3 separate regions of the Homo sapiens genome follow, and regions 1 and 2 are each linked to region 3. A link is a loop called in an ENCODE intact Hi-C map of the cell type or tissue named here. Cell type or tissue: PC-9. All regions are shown on one strand. Each heading gives the region's core, and the rest is flanking DNA. Links, peaks and the distances in the headings are about the cores only. Region 1 holds the start of LOC105373932 (a long non-coding RNA gene). Region 2 has its middle 120 kb from the start of SPP2. Region 3 has its middle 200 kb from the start of LINC01891.

Evidence for each region. Peaks named below come from ENCODE experiments on the same cell type or tissue, not always from the same donor. Only the 100,000 strongest peaks of a DNase experiment are listed, where the experiment ranks them.
Region 1: a loop joins it to region 3, with 6 times the contacts of the local background. A loop is called at or near these places in 7 of 110 quality-filtered maps.
Region 2: a loop joins it to region 3, with 5 times the contacts of the local background. A loop is called at or near these places in 2 of 110 quality-filtered maps.

Annotation. Positions count from the first base shown.
Region 1 is chr2:234,200,008-234,207,084 of GRCh38, reverse strand. It overlaps LOC105373932 (a long non-coding RNA gene), which reads right to left and starts at 6,548. Exons shown (of 3, transcript XR_001739236.1): 1 at 6,028-6,548; 2 at 5,306-5,537; 3 at 4,470-4,675. In PC-9, for the core only: no CTCF peak of the experiment used is centred there; DNase peaks (open chromatin) are centred at 2,404 and 3,594; H3K4me3 peaks cover 543 bases; H3K27ac peaks cover 3,668 bases.
Region 2 is chr2:234,165,812-234,172,888 of GRCh38, reverse strand. No RefSeq gene overlaps it. Among named protein-coding and RNA genes, the nearest start is that of SPP2, 120 kb to the right of the region's middle. RefSeq lists enhancers at 1,081-1,583, 3,777-4,276. In PC-9, for the core only: no CTCF peak of the experiment used is centred there; a DNase peak (open chromatin) is centred at 3,548.
Region 3 is chr2:234,253,924-234,261,000 of GRCh38, reverse strand. No RefSeq gene overlaps it. Among named protein-coding and RNA genes, the nearest start is that of LINC01891, 200 kb to the left of the region's middle. In PC-9, for the core only: CTCF peaks have their summits at 2,498 and 2,697 (motif pointing right); DNase peaks (open chromatin) are centred at 1,360, 2,150, 2,660, 4,280 and 1 weaker place; H3K4me3 peaks cover 735 bases; H3K27ac peaks cover 5,000 bases.

The DNA of each region.
Region 1 (7,077 bases), core at 1,341-6,340, 55 kb after region 3:
GCTCCTTCCTCAGGAAACGGATTAAGGCCCTTAGAAAAGAAGCTTCACGCAGCATTAGTTTGCCTTGCTCTCTTGCACTTCTGCCTCTGCCATGTGAGGACACAGCAACAAGGTCCTCTCCAGAGGCCAATGCCATGATCTTGGACTTCCCAGCCACCAGAATCCTGAGAAGTAAATTTGTTTTCTTTCTAACTTACTCAATCTTAAGTATTCTGTTATAGCAGCACAAAGTGGACTAAGACAGATGATTTCAACAAATAAATAGAGATTTTTTGCTTGCTTGTTTGTTTTCTAACTTAAAATCATATTCTATTTTTTTTGGTCTGGAAGAGTAAGCAGACCAAAGAAGCAAATAAACAGTTCTTAAAAGAATATGGTGGGGAAGGCTAGGTCCATGTTAAGAGACAAACACTCCGTTCAGACACCTGGCCAACATTTATTGCATCCTGGTGTGCAGCAGGCACAGTTGTAGCTACGTGTGAGGCCACAACAGTAAATGAAAGAAAATCTGCTTCTGCCCTCTTGGAACTTAGAATCCTCCACTCCATCAGGTGGTGGTAAGTGCTGTGAAGAAAAGGACACAGGGTAAGGCAGTAGACAGTAACCAAGGGCATAAGCTGGAGCTATTTTTGATTGGGTGGTTGCAGAAATATGTCTCAGGAGGTGACTGACAGAGACCTCCGTGAAGAGTAGGCCCAGTGGCTGTATGGGAGAGGAGAGTTCTGTTGGAAGAAAGAGCACAGGCTTAGGATAAGGTCTTGATAGGTTTGAGGAACAGCTAAGCCATCAGTGTGACAGGGAGACCTGTAAGAAATGAGGTACTGAGGTAGCCAGGAACCAATGCATAGCAGAGGACTTTAAAGTGGTGCGTGGTCATTGTCCAAATTTTCCCATATGGGTCTAGTTTATACCTGCTGACTGCTCCATAATTAATAGTGCTCCTTTCTTCCTTATACAGAAGAACCAGAACTTTATATACAATCCATAAGCAAAATTAAATTCAAGCAGGATTGTAGATCTAAGCATGAAAGCCTGTAGGAAAAAAAAATCACAGGAAAATAATTTCCTGAACTTGTGTTAAGTAAGCAAGGATTTTCAAGTCAAGATACCAAGCATAGTAGCCATAAATAAGGTGAACTTGTATTAAGCAAGGATTTCCTAGCCAGAGTACAAAGAGTGGTAGCCATATATTAATAAATTGAACTTGATCAAGAAATTATTAACATCAGAAGACTATGAATAAGCCTGGGATATCTTGTCCATAAATCAAGGAAGTGTTAAAAGACCACCCCCCTCCAACATGACATGTGCAAACTGGCATCAAGGACCTTCCATTGGTGAAGTTTAGGACAGTTCTGTTTCTCAAAAGAATAGAAACAAAAGTGAATAAAAACATAATGAATATAAAGTGAAAACAGGAGTCCATACTGTACTAAACATATAAATTAATGAATAAATAAAAGTAAAACATTTTTTATAGTAGAATGACAACTAGTACACATAAAAGGCATGATGAGTTGAAAATTGCCATTTTTATAACCACTATATTAATAATTACTTCAGGCAAGAATTTGGGTGAATCTTTACTGGGAAATATGATATCAACATGGTGTTAATCTCCCAATCAATTATGTATTAATTACATGGAAAGAAAATGAATCTTTTTAATGGAGAAATCTAGTTGACACCTCTCTGTCTGAATGATCAGAATGATGTCACAAGCTTTCTGAAGTGATGCATTGAGACGTGGACACAGCCTCAATTATGAAATACTCTGAGAAAATAAGTACCTTTAATTTAGTCTCAGAGAAGAAACCAGAAATAGCCAAATTAGAGCACTTTCTACAACATGAATATGCTATATTCTTAAAAAATGTCAATATCATAAAAAAACAAAAAAGGCTAAGAACCTATTTCAGATTAGAGAAGACTAAACAGATGTGAAAACTAAATGCAGCATGTGATAGCACATTACGAGAAAATGCAACATGTGATGCCACATTAGGAGAAAATGCAGCATGTGATACCACATTAGGAGAAAATGCTATTCCAGAGACATTATTGAGATAATTGCCAAATTTTTATGATAATATGTGATATAATATTAATATAAAAATGTTAAATTTCTTGGATTTGATATAGTAATTTTGAAAGAAAATGTCTTTGTATTCAAGATATACTTAAGTATTCAGCAACAAAGGGTCATGGTGTCTACAGCTTACTCTCAGTGATTCAGAAAAAAGCTGATCAGTACATAGGTAGGTAGACAGAAAAATACAACAAATGTGGCAAACATTTTACAGTAGAATGGCAACTCATAAATGTAGAAGGCAAAATAGAGTTGATTTTGCAACCACCATAGTAATAATTACTCCAGATAAGAATTTCGGTGAATATTGACTGGGGAACATGATATCAACATGATTCATTCTCAATGATTCACAAAAAAGTTAATATATAGAGAGATGGAGAGAAAAATACAACAAACATGATTAATGGTTAACAACTGATGAATCTAGATGAAAAGATCTATGAGTATTCAGTAGGAAATTCTAGCAACTTTTTTGTAGATTAACATTTTTTCAAAATTAAAAATTAAAAAAATATAAAAGACAGAAATTAAAAAATTAAGCCGAAGGAAAAAATCTAGTAGAAAAATGAACAAAAGTTATTGAATAATTGGCTGATAAGTACTTGAAAGTGGGGGTTCACATCATTAATCATGAAGGACAGAATTAACAGTATCCAGTAAATAAACTGTGGATTGTTATGAATACTATACAGCAATGAAAAGAAACAAGCAATTGCTGAACAACAATATGGATACAATGCACAAACCTAACAGCAATTAAAAAAAAAAAAAAAAACACCCAGACCAAAGAGTATATAGCATGTGATCCATTGATATAAAACTTCAGGGATGGACAAACTCATCTATGAATTTAGAAATTGGGGCCTACAGGGGCTTCTAGGGTGCTGCTAATATTTTGATTCTCTCTCTGAGTGCTGATTACACCAGTGGGTTCACATTGGGAAAATCAATCCCACTATATGCTTCTTATGTATGTTTGTTTCTTTATGTTACTATAATAAGTAAAACATTTTTTAAATAAAAAAGTAGGGTGTTTTTTGTTTTTTGTTTCTTGGTTTTTTTGAGACAAGGTCTTTATCTGTAATCCAGGCAGGAGGGCAGTGGCACAACAACAGCTCACTGCAACCTCTACCTCCTAGGCTCAAGCAATCCTCCCACCTTGGCCTCCCAAGTAGCTGGGACCACAGGCATGCGCCACCAGGCCTGGCTAATTTTTTTAAATTATTTTTTTAGAGACGGGGGCATCTCACTATATTGCCCAGGCTGATTGCAAACTCTTGGGCTCAAGTGATCCTCCCATCTTGGCCTCCCAAAGTGCTGGGCTTACAGGCACACACTGCACCCAGCCTAAGAATAATCTTATACTGGAAAAAAAACCTTTCATTTCAAACTCAAAAGAAGAGAAATAGCAGTCGTTTGCCAGCTTACTTCACTCTCGCTCATTTCCTGAAGTACAGACTGGATAGTCCCTGCTGTTTGCTCTGGAAATGGAAAAAGATGAGTCACGCTGATGAATGCAGCATAGTTTTGAGAGGAGCTTTGAGTAATTCCCACATGAAAAAGAACCCGAAATTAATCACTGGCTATTAACACAGGACAAGTGTTTGAATTAGTAGCCAACAAAATAAAACAAAACGTATTCAAACTTGTTTGGAACAGAGGATTTACACTTGAGACGTGTGTTCCAGACACAAGAAGTGTGTCTTCACACTGCATCAGCAGGAGTTCCACCAAGCACGGGCTCAAGGCTGTCAAGGCTATTTCAACTGCACAGACAGCACCAAGCTGCCACACAGACGGCACCAGGCTGCCACACACACGGATCTAGGAGTTTCAGTCTTGAGATTTGTAACTGCGATACTACGAATTGCTTTTTTAAAATTCTAGACAGGGCTCAATGGCTCACACCTGTAATCCTAGCACTTTGAGGGGCTGAGGCGGGAGGATCACTTGAGGTCAGGAGTTTGAGACTAGCCTGGCCCACAAAAGAAGACCCTGTTTCTACAAAAGATAAAAGAATTAGCCAGGCATCGTGGTGTGCACCTGTAGCTCCAGTAACCTGGGCGACTGAGGCAAGAGGATTGCTTGAACCCAGGAGTTCAAAGCTGCAGGGAGCTGTGATTGCACCACTGTATTCCAGCCTGGGTGACAGAGAAAGACCCTGTCTCAAATAAATAAATAAATAAATAAATAAATAAATAAATAAATATTCTATCAGTATCCCATAGTTTGATTTTTACCCTTAGCATTGGTAGCTAATGACAGCAGAAAGTATTAATAGATTACAAAAGCATGGTACTATTAACCTGAGAAGACAAAGTGAAATTTAAGAACACACCCTCTAAAAGCAAGACCTTCAGTCCAGTCTTACCATTGCATCCTGCAGTTGGAGGACCTGAAGTCTCGGAAATGTTGTCCAGGAAGTTCACCTCAAAGTCTTGCTGAACAGCAGTACTTGGGTGGTTTCCCATTATTTGGGGTCTCCCCCATGTCCAGAATTTTGATTGGTCAGCACACCCAGAGCTGCCCAGTCTCCTTCTAGCTAAATTCAGCAAATCCTGGAAATTGCTTGAGAATGCCAACCTACAAATTTACAATGAGAACCAAGGAATGAATTTCATAAAGTTGAATACATTTATGGTCATCCCATTAACAAGTCTATATAAGAAAACAATATATAAATGCAAGATTACTTTGTGAGCATAGAATAAAAATAGAAGCAATTAACTGGATGTTCTTAGTGGCTAAAATCAAGGCCCATAATGGCCAGGAAGATAGGGTTTAGGTAGTTATAATGTATGTCGGGCTCTTCTTTAAAGAGGGCAAAATTCAGGTTCAGGATGGGTTTGGACCTTGGTCCTGCCTGTTTCTGTTTGCATCACCCAGAGTAAATCACCAGATCTACATGAACCTGTGTCCTGATCTATACAGTGTTGATGTTTGTGCCTATTGCCAGGATGAGTGGAAGGACTGAGAGTTGAGACCTGTTAGGCTGCACACACATACTACATGACCAATCTCAGTCTGCTCTAGCCCTTGTCACTTCTCGGGTGCCAAGGCTCACATCCTTTGCAGTATGCAGTGTATACCTGTTCCAAAGGGCGGTATGATCAGAATCAGTGTTGTTCCAATGAATGAGATTCCCTCCAGGGTGCCAGGCATCCCCCAGGGCACATACAGGCCTTGAAGTATTGGTCTTCCTTCAGTGCCCACCTTGCTATTTCAGGTGATGTCACAGGCTTCCTGCATGTGGATGTCACAGACTCCTGGTTTACTCCCTGGTTTCTTTGTTGAGATGAATTCACTGATTCCTATTCCACGTGGATAGATCTTGATGGCCTTTCCATAGCTTACCAGTTTCCTCTTCCTTGGGTCCTACTGGGCTTTCTTTCTTTTACCCCAAGCCAGTATCTTGGTTTCTGCCAGTGTTGGAAATTTCTAGAAACTGATACAATTCGTGCAATAGGACTTGAAGTGCCTTGGAGGACAACATTGGCCCCACTCCAGCCCAGTTTGCTGTGTATGAGATATCTACAGCCTTCATTCAGAATACCAACCCACCACGACATGCAGCTGTAGGTGTTTAGGTAGCTCCTGGGTCTGTGGGTTGGCTGGGGTCAGCTAGCCTGGACTCAGCTTCAGTGGGGTGGCTCTGCACTGTGGGTCTGTCCTCCTCCTAACACTGGTAGGCCAGCTGGTCATACATATCCTTGGGAAGTGGCAGAAGTACACAGGTACAAGCAGAAACACATATGCACACTCGTGCCTGCTGCATCAAGTGGGCTAACAACCCCCTTGGCCAAAGCAAATCACAGGGTTCAGCCCATCATAAAGATGTGGGGAAGTTTCCCTGCCCATTGTGGGTGAGCACTGAGAAGCTACATGGTAAAGGGAGCAGATACTGGGAAGAACACCACATTCCCATTTGTTCTTACCTGTTTCCCAGCTGGTCAGAGGCTCTCATACCTTCGGTGCCTGGCACCAGTTCCCCTGAAGGTCCCTGCCAACCCTCATCCTGCCCTTATTCTGTGCTGCAATTGGCCACTTCTACTCATGCTCATGTCTCCCCTTGCTCCCCTTGCTCCTCATGCTCAGCTCCCCTCTCAGAGCTGCTGACTTCCATGGCCCCCAAATAAGTAGGGTCCCCCATTTCCTTCTTTCACACTGCTCTGAAGTTTTCCTTCCTAACACTTACTTCTGGGGCGAAAGGAAGTAAATTCTAGAATCAGAGGACCTCCACAGGCCTCTAAGGACCTGGGGATTCTCAGGTCTACATTTCTCGCTTTAGTGATGCATAGTCTGAGGCTCTGGGTGGATGGAACTCATGCTTACTTGGCTGGTGAGGAGTGGTCGAGAAAAAAATTTAATTCTGCTAACAAAGGCCGCAGGAGAAAAATGGACAGAGATCCTGACTAGCCAACTCATACAAGAAACACAAGCACTCAATGAGCACATAAAGAAAATAATATTTTACTTGCATTCATAACCAAATAAATAAAAGCAAATCATGTATATGTATATATGTAATTTTACTGGCTATAAATTTTCCGAACACTGAAATAACAAGCACATTTGGAGTTTATATAAAACATTAAATAGTACTGATGAATACTATGAATATTCAACTGGAATAGGACAACTAGAATAGTCCCTCAATGTGTTCCTTTGGTTAGTTTTTTTAGTTTATTTTGGAGGGGGGAGCATGTTAGTTTCAGCTCATCAGCAATATTTATGCCCAATGATCAGTTTGAAAAAAATGGAGCTGAGAGCCGCAGACAGAGACAATCGATCCACAGAAAACAAAGCAGGCAATCCATTGTTGCTAAGAAACGTCATCCTTAAAGGAACAGCAACTTAACTCATGCCCATCTGAAAACTTGGTCCAGATATTCCAAAGAGGAAGGGGAACCTACTCCAGGGTGAACCTGCTCCAGGGTGAACCTAACTCATGCCCATCTTCAAACTTGGTCCAGATATCCTGAAGG
Region 2 (7,077 bases), core at 1,146-6,145, 89 kb after region 3:
TCCAGAACATTTGGGGAGAGGCCCTGAAATCCGTATTCTTAGCCAACACTCCAGGTGATACTTAAAAATGGATATCCTTAGGAAACTCTGAATGTAGTCACTCTTTAGCAAGGCTAATTAAGAAAACAGGAGAGAAAGTCCAAATATGGAGCTTTACACATGCAAGGTGATTCAGAACTGCATTTATGGAACAGATTTTTAAAGTATGAGAGAATAAAATGTCATCTATTACCGGAAAACCCTTCTACGCCTGCTCTGAGCTTTGCTGCCGTTTACATTCTGATAATGGATATACTGAATCTCCTAAATTTGTTCTTCTTGTCACTTATTATCTCTACATGCCTGTCACTTGTTTATCTCTTCAGTTTTGCTTTCTTCATTAATCTCGGCAGACTTTTCCTCTGAGAATTTCAGGGCATCTCATCTAACCTTCTCTGCCTCCGCTGACTTTTCTTCTTTTAATTCACTAGTTGTACTTTTTAACAGAAGACCCTTTTTTTCTGCTCTCGTGTCATTCTCTACTCACAGATACAGTATCCATTGAAAACAGATTGAGAGCACTCCAAAGCTCTCTTCCTGCTTCCCGGAATAAGCCTATGTCACGCCCAGGAATTAGGGAGTTATGATACGGATGGTATTTGCTCTGAGTTCCTAGCCCAGTTTCTCCCAGAGCCATCATCACGGGGCTTTTCAGATGTCCTGTTGCTTTTCTTAGCTTGCTTAGCATGCAGAGGGGTTCTGATCTGTATCCAGGGAGCACCGGCGGTGAAGGTGGCTTCTGTAAGAGACGGGGCGAGATTGTGTAGGATCCTGCTGAAAGTGTCTCAACCCAGATTTACCATGCTTTTCACTTTGGCAGGTCAGAAGTTGCATTCTCTGCAAAAGACTTCATAGCTGTACTGAGGCAGGCTGGGTCACTGGCCACTTCTCTAGCGGCCGTGGAGCCTCTGGTTAGCAGCCGGTGGTGGCAGAGCCCACAGTGTCAGCGCGCCCCTGCCTGTACCTGGAGACGCTGGGATGAGGGCCTCCGTGGACCCCCTGCTCCTGCTGCCGGATCCAGGACCCTTACTGGGAGGGAGAGTGGCTCCTCCTCCCTGGCATGTCATCGGGGGCCCACATCACAACATCTCCAAGGACAGGCAGGGGCACCGTAAGGCTGTGGGCGCCGCTACCCCTGGCTGCTAACCAGGGGCCCCACAACGGCTGGAGAAGTGTCCGGTGACCCAGCCTTCCTCGGCACAGCCATGAAGCCCTGAGCAGAGAACGTGACCTTGCCTCTTATCTCTGTAGCATGGACCACAAGGTACAGATGGAGGTTGCGATTGCCTCCCCAGGTAGAGGGGGACACACACACCTCAACATGTCCCCATTCCTTTCTCTCCCTCTAATTTCCCTTACATGAAACATTTTGCAAAACTCCCTTGAAGTTCCTGGCGTGCTGTTGAAATGCACCCTCCCGGGTCTCCAGCGCTCACGTATGTTCTTCTCTTTTGGGTTACTTTCTGGATTTGACATTGGGATGGGGGAGGCATGTTAGAGGCATATGCTCCCTTCGCTATTTTAACCGAAAAGCCTATAGTGTTCTACTGAAAGGGAGTTTTCTTTTTCTTGCTGAAAGTGGAACCAGACAAGATAGACACGGCACAAACGAGTATCTAAGGTGAGAAACAGCAGATGGCAAGGAAGCCAGCTTCCAAAGGTCTTGTGGCGCCACCGCAAGGGACGGCAGAAGGAGCCCAGGACAACTCAGCCCTATCCCCTTTAAGATGGCGACCTCCCTTCTCTCCACTCCTCCAGGCGACTGCCCGCCTTTCTGAGAACAGCGCAGTGGGAGGACCACCTTTCCACAATTTGAGTCTTTAAAGCAGAAGCCTCCCTACTACGATTTCACTTTGCACGGTCGAGGTCTCATTTTCACAGGAAACTCATTTCACAGAGGCTTTCCTTTCAACCCACATCCAGTTGTTGGAAACAAAGATGTACATGTCACCTAAAAAAAAAAAAAAAAAAAAAAGGCTGGGCGCGTGGCTCACGCCTGTAATCCCAGCACTTCCGGAGGCCGAGGCGGGCGGATCACCAGGTCAGGAGATGGAGACCATCCTGGCTAACACGGTGAAACCCTGTCTCTACTAAAAATACCAAAAAATTAGCCAGGCACGGTGGCTCACGCCTGTAATCCCAGCACTTTGGGAGGCCGAGGAGGGCAGATCACCAGGTCAGGAGATGGAGACCATCCTGGCTAACACGGTGAAACCCCGTCTCTACTAAAAAATACAACAACAAAAAAAAGTTAGCCAGGCGTGGTGGCGGGTGCCTGTAGTCCCAGGTACTTGGGAGGCTGAGGCAGGAGAATGGCGTGAACCCGGGAGGGGGAGCTTGCAGTGAGCCGAGATCGCGCCACTGCCCCTCTAGCCTGGGCGACAGACCGAGACTCCGTTTCAAAAAAAAAAAAAAAAAAAAAAACAGAAAATAGTTCAAACAAAGGGACAGTAGAAAATGAAAATCTCTACCATTTGTCAAAGGGCCCATTAAGCTCATTATTTTCTGAAAAGCAATCTTTCGGCCGCCTTTTGTCAGTTCCAAGTTTAGAACTGCACATTCAGGTTGTGAACGTGGAAATTAAGCTAAGAGGGGCTTGACTGATGCTATTTTTAAGGCAGTCCACGTGTTCTCATGGGATGGGAGGAGAGACGCAAATATTCATTAGGAAAGGAGCACCTCATTGGCTGTAAGCTCCACTTCTGCTGCCTCTAGCATTGGCACAGCTTGGAACCATCCCACAGCCCTTCCAGCCCCAGAACACCTCAGTGTCCCATGGCTGGCTTCCTACTGTGGCTGCAGCTAGTTCTGAACACCTGGCAGGGCTTCCCTGGCCTTACTACCTACAGTTCCAAGGGTCCCTGTTCAATCCTCCCCTCTTCATTCTTCAGCTTTTCCAAGGTTTCCACTTTCATGACAGAGAAAAACGAAAAGTGAGCTCATTGTAACCCACAGGGCTGGGGATTCATGATCCCCTTGACTGGGCAAGCAAATCACTTTTGTTGGTTTTTCTAACCTGTTGGCCTCTGATACAAACAGCCCCTCTAGCAGTAGAGCTGGTGTTTGCAAGTGGGACCTTGGAGCTGGAGCTTCTGGCTTTGAACACCTGCCCCACAGTTTCCTGGTTGTATGACCCTAGAAAAGATAATTGGCTTCTCTAAGCCCCAGGATGATCAACATACTTACCCCAAGAGAGTAATTGTGAGGATCAGAAAATATTATTCATGGAATGCTGCCTAGAATGAATACTGTCCTCCAAAAATGCATGTGCACCTGAAATCTGTGAAGGTGACCTTATTCGGAAATAAGATATTTGCAGCTGTAATCAAGTTAAGATGAGGTCACATTGGATTAGGGTAAGAAGAGGGAAATTAGGACACAGAGGCACACAGAGGGAAGATGGCTATATGGTAACAGAGACACAGAGTGGAATGACCCTATCATAAGTAGCTATTACTTAGGACCAAGTGAAAGAATGTCAAGAATTGCTGGCAACTACCAGAAGCTGGAAAGAGGCCAGGAAGCGTATTTTCTTAGAGTCCTCAGAAGGAGCACAGCCCTACTTCCAGCCTCCAGAGCTGTGAGACAATGTCTGTCTCACCACCATGTTTGTGGAATTTGTTACAAAAGCCTTAGCAAACTAATTGTAGATCCTTTAATATAGTACCTGATGCATAGTAAGTGAACAATCAATATATAGGTGTTTTTTATTAGCCTATCAATGTGTCTAGACATAGTAGGTGTTCAATAAATGTTTACGGAATAAAATATGTAATGTTAATACATCTCTTTGAAGTGTATTTTAAAATATATTTCTGCGGGGAAAAGAAAGAGAGATCAGATTGTTACTGTGTCTGTGTAGAAAGAAGTAGACATAAGAGACTCCATTTTGCTCTGTACTAAGAGAAATTATTCTGCCTTGAGATGCTGTTAATCTATAACCTTACCCCCAACCCTATGCTCCCTGAAAACATGTGCTGTGTCAACTCAGGGTTAAATGGATTAAGGGCTGTGCAGGGTGTGCTTTGTTAAACAAATGCTTGAAGGCAGCATGCTTGTTAAGAGTCATCACCACTCCCTAATCTCAAGTACCCAGGGACACAAACACTGCGGAAGGCCGCAGGGACTTTTGCCTAGGAAAGCCAGGTATTGTCCAAGGTTTCTCCCCATGTGATAGTCTGAAATATGGCCTCGTGGGAAGGGAAAGACCTGACCGTCCCCCAGCCCCACACCTGTAAAGGGTCTGTACTGAGGAGGATTCGTATAAGAGGAAGGAATGCCTCTTTGCAGTTGAGACAAGAGGAAGGCATCTGTCTCCTGCCCGTCCCTGGGCAATGGAATGTCTCGGTATAAATCCCAACTGTATGTTCCATCTGCTGAGATAGGGAAAAACCTCCTTAGGGCTGGAGGTGGAACATGCGAGCAGCAATACTGCTCTTTAAGGCATTGAGATATTTATGTGTATGCATATCTAAAGCACAGCACTTAATTCTTTACCTTGTTCATGATGCAGAGACCTTTGTTCATGTGTTTATTTGCTGACCTTCTCTCCACTATTATCCTATGACCCTGCCACATCCCCCTCTCCGAGAAACACCCAAGAATGATCAATAAATACTAAGGGAACTCAGAGGCCGGTGGGATCCTCCATATGCTGAATGCTGGTCCCCTGGGCCCCCTTATTTCTTTCTCTATACTTTGTCTCTGCGTCTTTTTCTTTTCCAAGTCTCTCATTCCACCTAACGAGAAACACCCACAGGTGTGGAGGGGCAACCCACCCCTTCATATTTCTAAATAAGTCTTTATGCAGAAAAATGTATAATATGATGATATTTAGTGTTAACAATTTTTAAACAATTTTAAACCTAAGATAAGCACAATAAGTAAATTATGGTATCTCCATATGGCAGAATTATATATATTTTGCAATAATTAAAAAGCATTTGTGGCCAGGCATGGTGGCTCAAACCTGTAATCCCAGCACTTAGGGAAGCCAAGGCGGGTGGATCATGAGGTCAGGAGTTTGAGACCAGCCTGGTCAACATGGTGAAATCCCGTCTCTACTAAAAATACAAAAAATAGCCAGGCGTAGTGGTGTGTGCCTGTAATCCCAGCTACTCGGGAGGTTGAGACAGGAGAATTGCTTGAACCCGGGAGGCGGAGGTTGGGGTGACCTGAAATTGCGTGACTGTACTCCAGCCTGGATGACAGAGCAAGACTCCATCTTGAAAAAAAAAAGTGTAAGGATTTTAATATTATTAAATATTTTGACACAAAATATATTATTTCAATATAGAATTTTTTAGTATCATAGAAAATAAGTTACGGTGAAGTTAAATGAAATAATAATATAAACCTATTAGGTTAATCTATATTAAAATATGCATAAAAAGTTTGGAGTAGTTACCTATAAGTCATTATAAGTGATTCTTTTTCTTTTTTGTGTGCTCATTTTCATATACATTTGCCATAGTGAGTGTGTTTTACATTGATAATAAACAGAAATTTTACCTTTAAAAAAAACCAATTCAGGTAGCAAAGTATACATGTAATGTAACAGCATATACCTTCCCATCCTTCCTTACATTGTGCCATGGATTTTATAAACCAGAGTGATTTGTGCGTGTGTGTCTAAAAACAGCATTTGCAAAACGAATTACTTTGGACCAAGTTTGTATCTACAGCATGAAGAGTAATCATTTGTTGGCTTGAAATGGCATTCTATTTTGCAGAGAGCTATGTTCCTGTGAGATATTGACTGAGGCCCTGTCTCAGCTTGAAAATATAAAATGTGTGAAATCAATCAATCAATAAGTACTGTTTTAATGATCATGATGTGCCTGTGATTGTACTAGGCACTGGAGGTTGAAAAGAAATTTAACCAGAGAGTTTTAGAGTTCCAAGAAGCATCAATGATCACTCATTTCAACCTTCTACCCAGAAAATGAATGTTCTGTATTATAAAGCTAGTTGGGCATTGTGATAAAGCATAACTTTGGTGGACTCCAATGATGTATTCACGTTTTATGTGGTTCTCTCACTTTGAATTTGCTCTGGCCCAGTGACCCTGCTTCAACCAACAGAATGTTGCAGAAGTGAAGCTACGCCAGTTCTGGGCTTAAACGTCAATCAGGCCTAGCAACTTCTCTTCTGTCTGGATGAAGGTAGACACAGCATAAGAACTACCTGTGACCATGATGCTCTGAGAAGCCAGCCTAACTATGTGCAGAGGCCACATGGAGGAAAACTGAGGCCTCCAGCCCACAGCCCCAGCTGAATTTCTAGATGCAATCAGCACTAACCTGCCAGCTATGAGTGAGGCCATCTTTGAAGTGGATCCCTCAGCCCCACTCAAGCCACCCAGATGATGCCATATGAACTGCCCCTGCCGAGCCCTGCCCAGATTGCAGAATCATGAGAAAATAAATTAAAAAGGCTTTGTTTAAGTCAGTAAGTTTAGGGTTAATTTTTTTGGACAGCAACAGATAACCAAAGCAGAATTCTAGTCTCAGCTTAAACACTTTTAGGAACAGAAGACTCCATGCCTCGTAAAGTAATCCATTCTGTTTCTTAATAGCAATAGTTATTAGAACATTGTTCTCTATATTTAACAAAAATCTGCCTTCCCATCACTCACAACCTGTCTCTATGGTAAAGTCAGTCTGTGTGCCTGCCACATGGCAGCTCTTCCAGTTTTTTTCAAAGAGTCATGGTCTTTATTCACCACACCTCCAGTTCCCATTGCACCCTGCACACCCAGGGTGCACATGAACAAGTCTTTTCTTTCTAGACATAAATATCTCCAACTCCTTCATGTCCCGATTCTTTCCCTAAACAGCTCAAACTCTTATTAGTAAACCAGATGCTACCTAGAAACACATGTGGGACCCCCATCACTGTGTAATAAAGTGATACCATCTAAAAGTGTTCCAGAGCCAAGTCGAGCAATCTTCTATACACATCCAGTTTGTCTTGTGGGTGGCGTGTATGTGTGCACATACATAAGGTTATTTTTGTTCTTGTTCTAAAATATTTCTG
Region 3 (7,077 bases), core at 695-5,694:
AGAAATAACTAAGTGCATTTAAATGTGAATTGATAAGAGCCAGTGAGAGGAAATGGTGATGGCAGAGAAGTGGAAGGAGATACAGCAGAATGAGGTACCCAGTGTGAAAGGTGAAGGGAACCTGAGCACTCACCCAGGGCTCCTTTCAACCCAGGACTCACTCTGGCCGTGTTGCTCCAGCTGCCTCTGGAGACATCGCAGATCCTCAGCCCACTGCTGAGCCCCTCGATTCTGTGTCTGCGCATCCCCACCACCCTGCTGGAGCTCGCCAGGTTTCTATGTTCTGGATTCACTGGGTCCTACAGGAGGAAAGTAGACAACACTGCCTCCCAGCATGCAGAGCTTCCATCTTTGCAGGGGGAAACTAGACAACACTGCCTCCCAGCATGCAGACCCTCTATCCTTGCAGGGTTGCTCTTGGCTCTGCCTTGGGCTGAGCCTGCTGGCTCGGTCCAGCCATGGGAGAAAAGGGGTTCATCCAGAGGCAGGCTCAGTTCAAGTTTTAAGGGAAACCACACACGCCTGCTTGAAACAGAGGTCTCTGATTCCCCCGCCCTCCCTGATCCCTGGTCCGAAGCCTGCAATGGCTCCCCACTGGTATCACAATGCGTAAACCCTTCCAGTGGCACCTGAGGTCTTCTATGACAGCTACAATTAGGCATTTATGTGTCTTTCTAGTGTGCTGTTTCTCTAGGTCGCTATAATATATCCTCCATTTTCCTTTGCTCATGCCTTTAGTAGTAGAATTCTATCTTTCCTGCAAACTTACCGCAAGGAAGGCTGAGGTGAAGCTGAGGTGAGGCTGAGGCTGAGACTGAGGCTGAGGTGAGGCTGAGGCTGAAGTGAGGCTGAGGCTGAGGTGAGGCTGAAGTGAGGCTGAGGCTGAGGCTGGGGCTGGGGCTGGGGCTGGGGCTGAGGCTGAGGCTGAGGTGAGGCTGAGGCTGGGACTGAGGTGAGGCTGAGGCTGGGGCTGAGGTGAGGCTGAGGCTGAGGTGAGGCTGGGGCTGAGGTGAGGCTGAGGCTGAGGCTGAGGTGAGGCTGAAGCTGAGGCTGAAGTGAGGCTGAGGTGAGGCTGAGGCTGAGGTGAGACTGAGGCCGAGGCCGAGGCTGAGGCTGGGGCTGAGGTGAGGGTGAGGGTGAGGCTGAGGCTGGGGCTGAGGTGAGGCTGAGGGTGAGGCTGAGGCTGAGGCTGGGGCTGAGGTGAGGGTGAGGCTGGGGCTAAGGCTGAGAGGTCACCAAGCAGAGCTCCGGTGATGGCTTTTCCTCTCCTGAATAGTTTCTATACCCAGTGACCAAGGCCTGAGTAAAATGCATAATACCACTTTGTGCTACAGATATTTGTAGATGAATTTACATTCTTTACTAAATTATCACCTCCCTGACAGCAGGACCTGTTTCTGATTCAGCTTTGGATTTCTCAGAGAACATAGTACACCTCATAGAAAATAAATGCAAAAGATGTAAATGTTGGTCAAATGAACGAATTTTTATTCTGGTCAAGAGGCCCAACTTTACCTTCCTATCCAACACTCTGTTATTATTTGGCATGTGTTTATTTTTATTTATTTATTTATTTTTTAGACGGAGTCTTGCTCTGTCACCCAGGCTGGAGTGCAATGGCGCAATCTCGGCTCACTGCAACCTCCACTTCCCAGGTTCAAGTGATTCTCCCGCCTCAGCCTCTCGAGCAGCTGGGACTACAGGCATCCGCCACCACACCTGGTTAATTTTTTTGTATTTTTAGTAGAGATGGGGTTTCACTATGTTGGCCAGGCTGGTCTCCAACTCCTGACCTCGTGATCCGCCCGCCTCGGCCTCCTAAAGTGCTGGGATTACAGGCGTGAGCCACCTCGCCTGGCCTGGCATGTGTTTATCTTTAGCCCCAAGTCAGCGATGGTGCTTGCTGCTTAGTACATGGTGCCTGTTGCATAGTGCTGGGTGCATGGTACACGGATCTCTGTTTGTGGTCCCATATGAACTGTGCTGTCAATGGATACTATACAAATTCAACTATAAAGAAACTTTCATCCTCATATTGCATTCTGTGGCTTGCAAAGAACCTCATTCAACAGGATCTCAGGGTATTTCCAGGTGGGGCATGGATGGCTCAGAGATCTACTGATAAGCAGCAGGGGCAGCCCCAACACCTGGGTGTTCTTACCTATAGCTCGGGGCCTGTTTCCGCACATCTCACTGCCTGCAGGAAAGGTGATTCCAGGTGAATTACTTCTTTTTGAAGTGATTAAAGTTTTTGCCCATAGCTCCTTGGTTTTTGCTGTAAACTACAGCTTTTCTAGCGTGCAACCATGTTTCACCATTAGATTACTCACAGGCTCAGACCAATCACTACAAACCACAAATGGCAAATTGAAATATGGATTGTGAGTTGAATTTTCACCTTGTTATCTTTGGATTTCTGCAATCAAAGGATCCAATGCTTCATGAGCTCTAGGGAAATATACTTGGTAGCCAACCCATTTTATTGCAAAATTGCCTATATAGGTTAAAAATTAAGAGAAATAAGGCATCCCCCTCTCTCCTTTGCTGCAGCCTCTGGAGCGCCTTGCCCTCTCCCTACCCTCTGCCTCCTCACTGTCTCATATCCTGTGACTCACAGGACATGTGCTCCGAGCCACAGAATCCCACAGTGAATGTGTCTGGCAGCTGCCAGGTATTCTCCCCACCAGGAGGCTCCACACATGCTCCCTGAAACGTGCTGCAGCAAGCACTGTGAAAAATGCACTTTCTCGTCGCTTGACTTGGAGAGAGTCCTATGTGTTTGAAGACTTAACAGATGCCACAGAAGCCTCAGAAATGCTCTCTCCGAGGTTAAGCTCCCTCCTCCAGCAAGTGGGACATTTTCACATCCACCGTCTTAGCTTAGGGCAGTAGGGATTTCCTAAAGATGAACAACCCTGTCTGGTTACAGGTAGATTGTTCTTGAGACACAGGCCACACCCCTCCCGGCCTTCCCATCCTTGGCAGGGTCCTAGAATGCTGTTTCCACTTTTCCAGATGCAATGGTGAGAAATTTGGTGGTGATTACTGAGAAAACCAACTCTGGTTATTTCTGACAAAATCAAAGTTGTTTGGTTAGGGTTAGGGTTAGGGGGTATACTAGTCCGTTTTCACGCTGCTGATAAAGACACACCCAAGACTGGATAATTTACAAAGGAAAGAGGTTTAATTGACTCACAGTTCCACATGGCTGAGGAGGCCTCACAATTATGGCAGAAAACGAAAAAGGAGCAAGAGGCTATCTTACATGGTGACCGGCAAATAGAGAATAAGAGCCAAGCAAAAGGGGTTTCCCTTTATAAAACCATCAGATCTGTGAGACTTACTCACTACCATGAGAACAGCATGGGGGAAACTGCTCCCATGATTCAATTACCTCCCACCAGGTTCCTCTCACAGCACGTGGAAATTATGGGAGCTACGATACAAGATAAATTTGGGTGGGGACACAGCCAAACCATATCGGGGGGATTTGCAAAAGTCACCCCTATCATAATGCCTGAGGGTTTGTACTGCTACATCAATTACATTTTATTTTTTCTTTCCCTCCCTCCCTGTCTCCCTTCTTTCCTTTCTTTCTTTATTAAAATGTAAGCTTCCTGAGGGTAGGGACACTGACTGTCTTACCCAACTCCTGGAATTTGTGCCTGACACCTAATAAGAACTCACTATATACTTGTTTTGTTGAATGACATTTCAAAATTGATATTGACATGAACTGAGACCTGAAAGGTAATAGAACTCTGTTGCCTTTCCTCATCCTGAATTGCTCTCTATGTTTATAAAATGGTGCTTTTTTACCAAATCAGACCCAGTGTTACACATTTACATTGGATTAGCTCATTCAGTCCATATAAAATTCTATTGTCATTGTTATTATCTGCATCTTTATAGACAATGAAACAGGTTTTTAGAGTAAGTAAATTTTCCAGGCTCTCTTGCCCACAAGTGGATGAGTAGGGATTTGAACCCAGGTCCTCCTGACTTCCAAGTCCATATCTATCCCTAGGTATCTGTCAACAGGTGAAATCTACCATCCCACATGATGATCTGAGAGAAGTGGCTTTTCATTAGAATTTTACCTGGGATGAATGCAGGGGTATCACATCAAGGTTATCAGGACTTTGATTGCCAGTAACAAAGAAGCCCATGAGGGTGGCCAACTCAAGGCAGGCGACACCCACAATCTCTTGAGTAGACAGGACCAGGAACAGGACTCCACGAGGATAGCAGTTATTTCAGGAATGCTCACCTGGTAGGATCAGCAAAGCTGGGTCACATGAGGCCAGAATTATCCTCACCTTGACAAGAATGCAGGCTTGCCCCTTCCCTCTCTGGTTAGAGCAGCGAACTCAGGAGTCATCTAATTCCTCCATCCCCCCAGCTTGCACTGGGTGAGGAATAGGTGTGCCTTGTACCCCTGCCCTGAGCAAACACCCCAATCTCTTAGTATGGGCAGTCTCTCTCTTAGTTGCACTTAGACAAGAAGGACATTTAAAAAATAGATTTCATTAAAGATGAAAAAGATTTCAAATGCACACACACACACACAGACACACACACCCCTACTGAACTCAGAGTTCTTTGCCCAATTCAACTAAAGACTGGCGGCATCCACCTATATATAGTTTGACCACACCTAAGAGCAAATGCCAGGTGCTTAGACCAAAATTATTCTTCTTCAACCTTGACCTGGCTGAAATCCTGACTTGTTTGAAGTAACGACAGGTCCACGGCTGATGGTCTTGGGGCACTCATTACATGAATATTTGCTTAGCTTTTGGAATGTCTGCACCTCAGTAAAAAACTTCATGGATTGCTCAGGTGTTTTCCAAATGATTTGGTTTAGAAAGAAGTTTCTGTTTGGATTTGTAAGGGCCTCTTCTGGTGTTGACCTGGTTTGCCACTTTGACCTGCTGGGATGACTAGACTGGGCCATTCTATCCAGGAATCCGGTATTGCTAATGGAAGTCATATTTATGCTTACATTTTGAATGAGTGACTCTGACTTCTTCGTTTCTATAAGCCTGTATTTCAAGTACCAATAATTATGTAGTTGCTAAATCAATAGGTCTAATACTTTCTTATAAAAAGTGTTAACATTGAATAAGGAAGGCTATTCTGGTTTATGTATATTGCATACATTTTCTCATCATATCATACAGATTCTAGAAAATCCAATCACTTTGATTTTTGAAGCTAATATTTCTTTCACTGTGTATAGTTTTGAAGGTTCAGGAAAAACCTATTTTGGTCTCACATATATTTCTACTTAGCCCCAAACAGACCCAAAATCCTGATTGTGCTCCAAGCCAAAATTCTGATATAAAGATAAATCACTTCTTTGTTGATACTTACTTTAGTGTCTTTAAAGAAATCTCCTTTCTCCACTAAAATACCAGAGAGCAGAAATTGGCATGCAGCAAGCATGTATATAAGCAGGCTCCTTTTGTGTAGTTGAAGCACAATGCCATCTGTACCCTCTTTTGTTTAGCCAAAGTACCTCAGTTTCTTTCCATCAATAACAATATACAACGAAACCTCCTCTGCTTAGGGGATGGCAAACGTGGACTTTGAATTCAATTACGTGTTATACTTATTAATCATCTAATTCATTTGGCTGAGGAATAGCGTTGCCTAGAGCAATGTAAATTGTTTCAACCAAACAGTATTTGCTTCATCAGGTTTACCAAATCAGCTAATGGAAAAATACAGAAAGATGCAGAAGGCTCTCTACTGGGCATCTCTGGGAAGCACTAGGTAAGTAAAACCTGTCCTGTGTTTGAGGATCTTACAATCTGGTTGAGGATCTGAGATGTGGGGTTTCTGAGACAGGTAGAAGGACCTCAAGGGAGCATGGGGTTCCTTCTCCCTCCCCATTGTTCTCATGTAAACAACCACAGCATAAACCACCTCAAATTGTCTTCAAAGCGACTATCAATCTATATGTCCACATCTGTCTCTATGTTCATAGACACATGTACCTCCAAAACATAAAACAGAAAACATGTGCATCTTCATTACAAAGTGAAACCAGAAATTAACCACATCCCAGCATCCATGAGGGATTTTTGCAAATGCAGTGTGGACAGGACTACACAGAACACATCACTGATTGCTAGGAAATGCTTCACATCCAGAGACAAATAATGCCTGGAAAGGAAGCTTGGCTGTGCCACACAATAGCCCACTAGCACCCTCTCATTCAAAAGCATGGGCTCACAGGCACGGTGGTGCACACCTATAATCCTCAGCTACTCGGGAAGCTGAGATGGGAGGACTGTTTAAGCCCAGGAGATCAAGACCAGCCTGGGCAACATAGCAAGACCCCTGTCTCTCTTAAAAAAAAAAAAAAAAAAAAACCTTAGCTGAGCATGGTGGCACATGGCTGATGGCTGTAGTCCCAGCTACTCGGGAGGCTGAGTGGGAGGATCTCTTAAGCCTAGGAGTTTGAGACTTCAAAGAGCTATGATCACACCATTGCACTCCAGTCTTGGCAATAGAGTGAGACCTTGTCTTTAACAAAAACAAAAATAAAAGCATAGGCTCTTAGGAGATGGGGCCTACAGCCTGCCTGGAGTGCTCTAAAGCTCCTAAGTTGCCTTTCCCTCCCACCTGCACAGCAGAGGCACTAAGCTTCACCAGGGCATGCAACTTGCTCCTGATGAGTCGGACATTCTAGGTAGAGAGCCAGGGGTGTGTATATGGTGTGTGTGTGTGTGTGTGCGCACATGGGAATGCATGCAGAGGGCACAAACACTTCCCCTGGAGTCCCATCAGCATCTCTTCTAGGAAGTCAGACTGGTGGTCAAGATGAGAAGACGCTCCAAGCTGCTTCTACCAACCTGCCTGTCTTGACTGACATCCATCTCTCATCCCCAGGTCACCCCAACTCCCAGATTCCTGGATCTCCAAACTAGTCATCTACTACCAATGCTAGGCTGACAAATCAAATACAATATGCCCAGTTAAATTTGAATTTCAGATAAGCAACACAAATTTTTAAGTGAAAGTATGTCCCAAATATCCCACGGGATATGCTTATACTAAAAAATATTG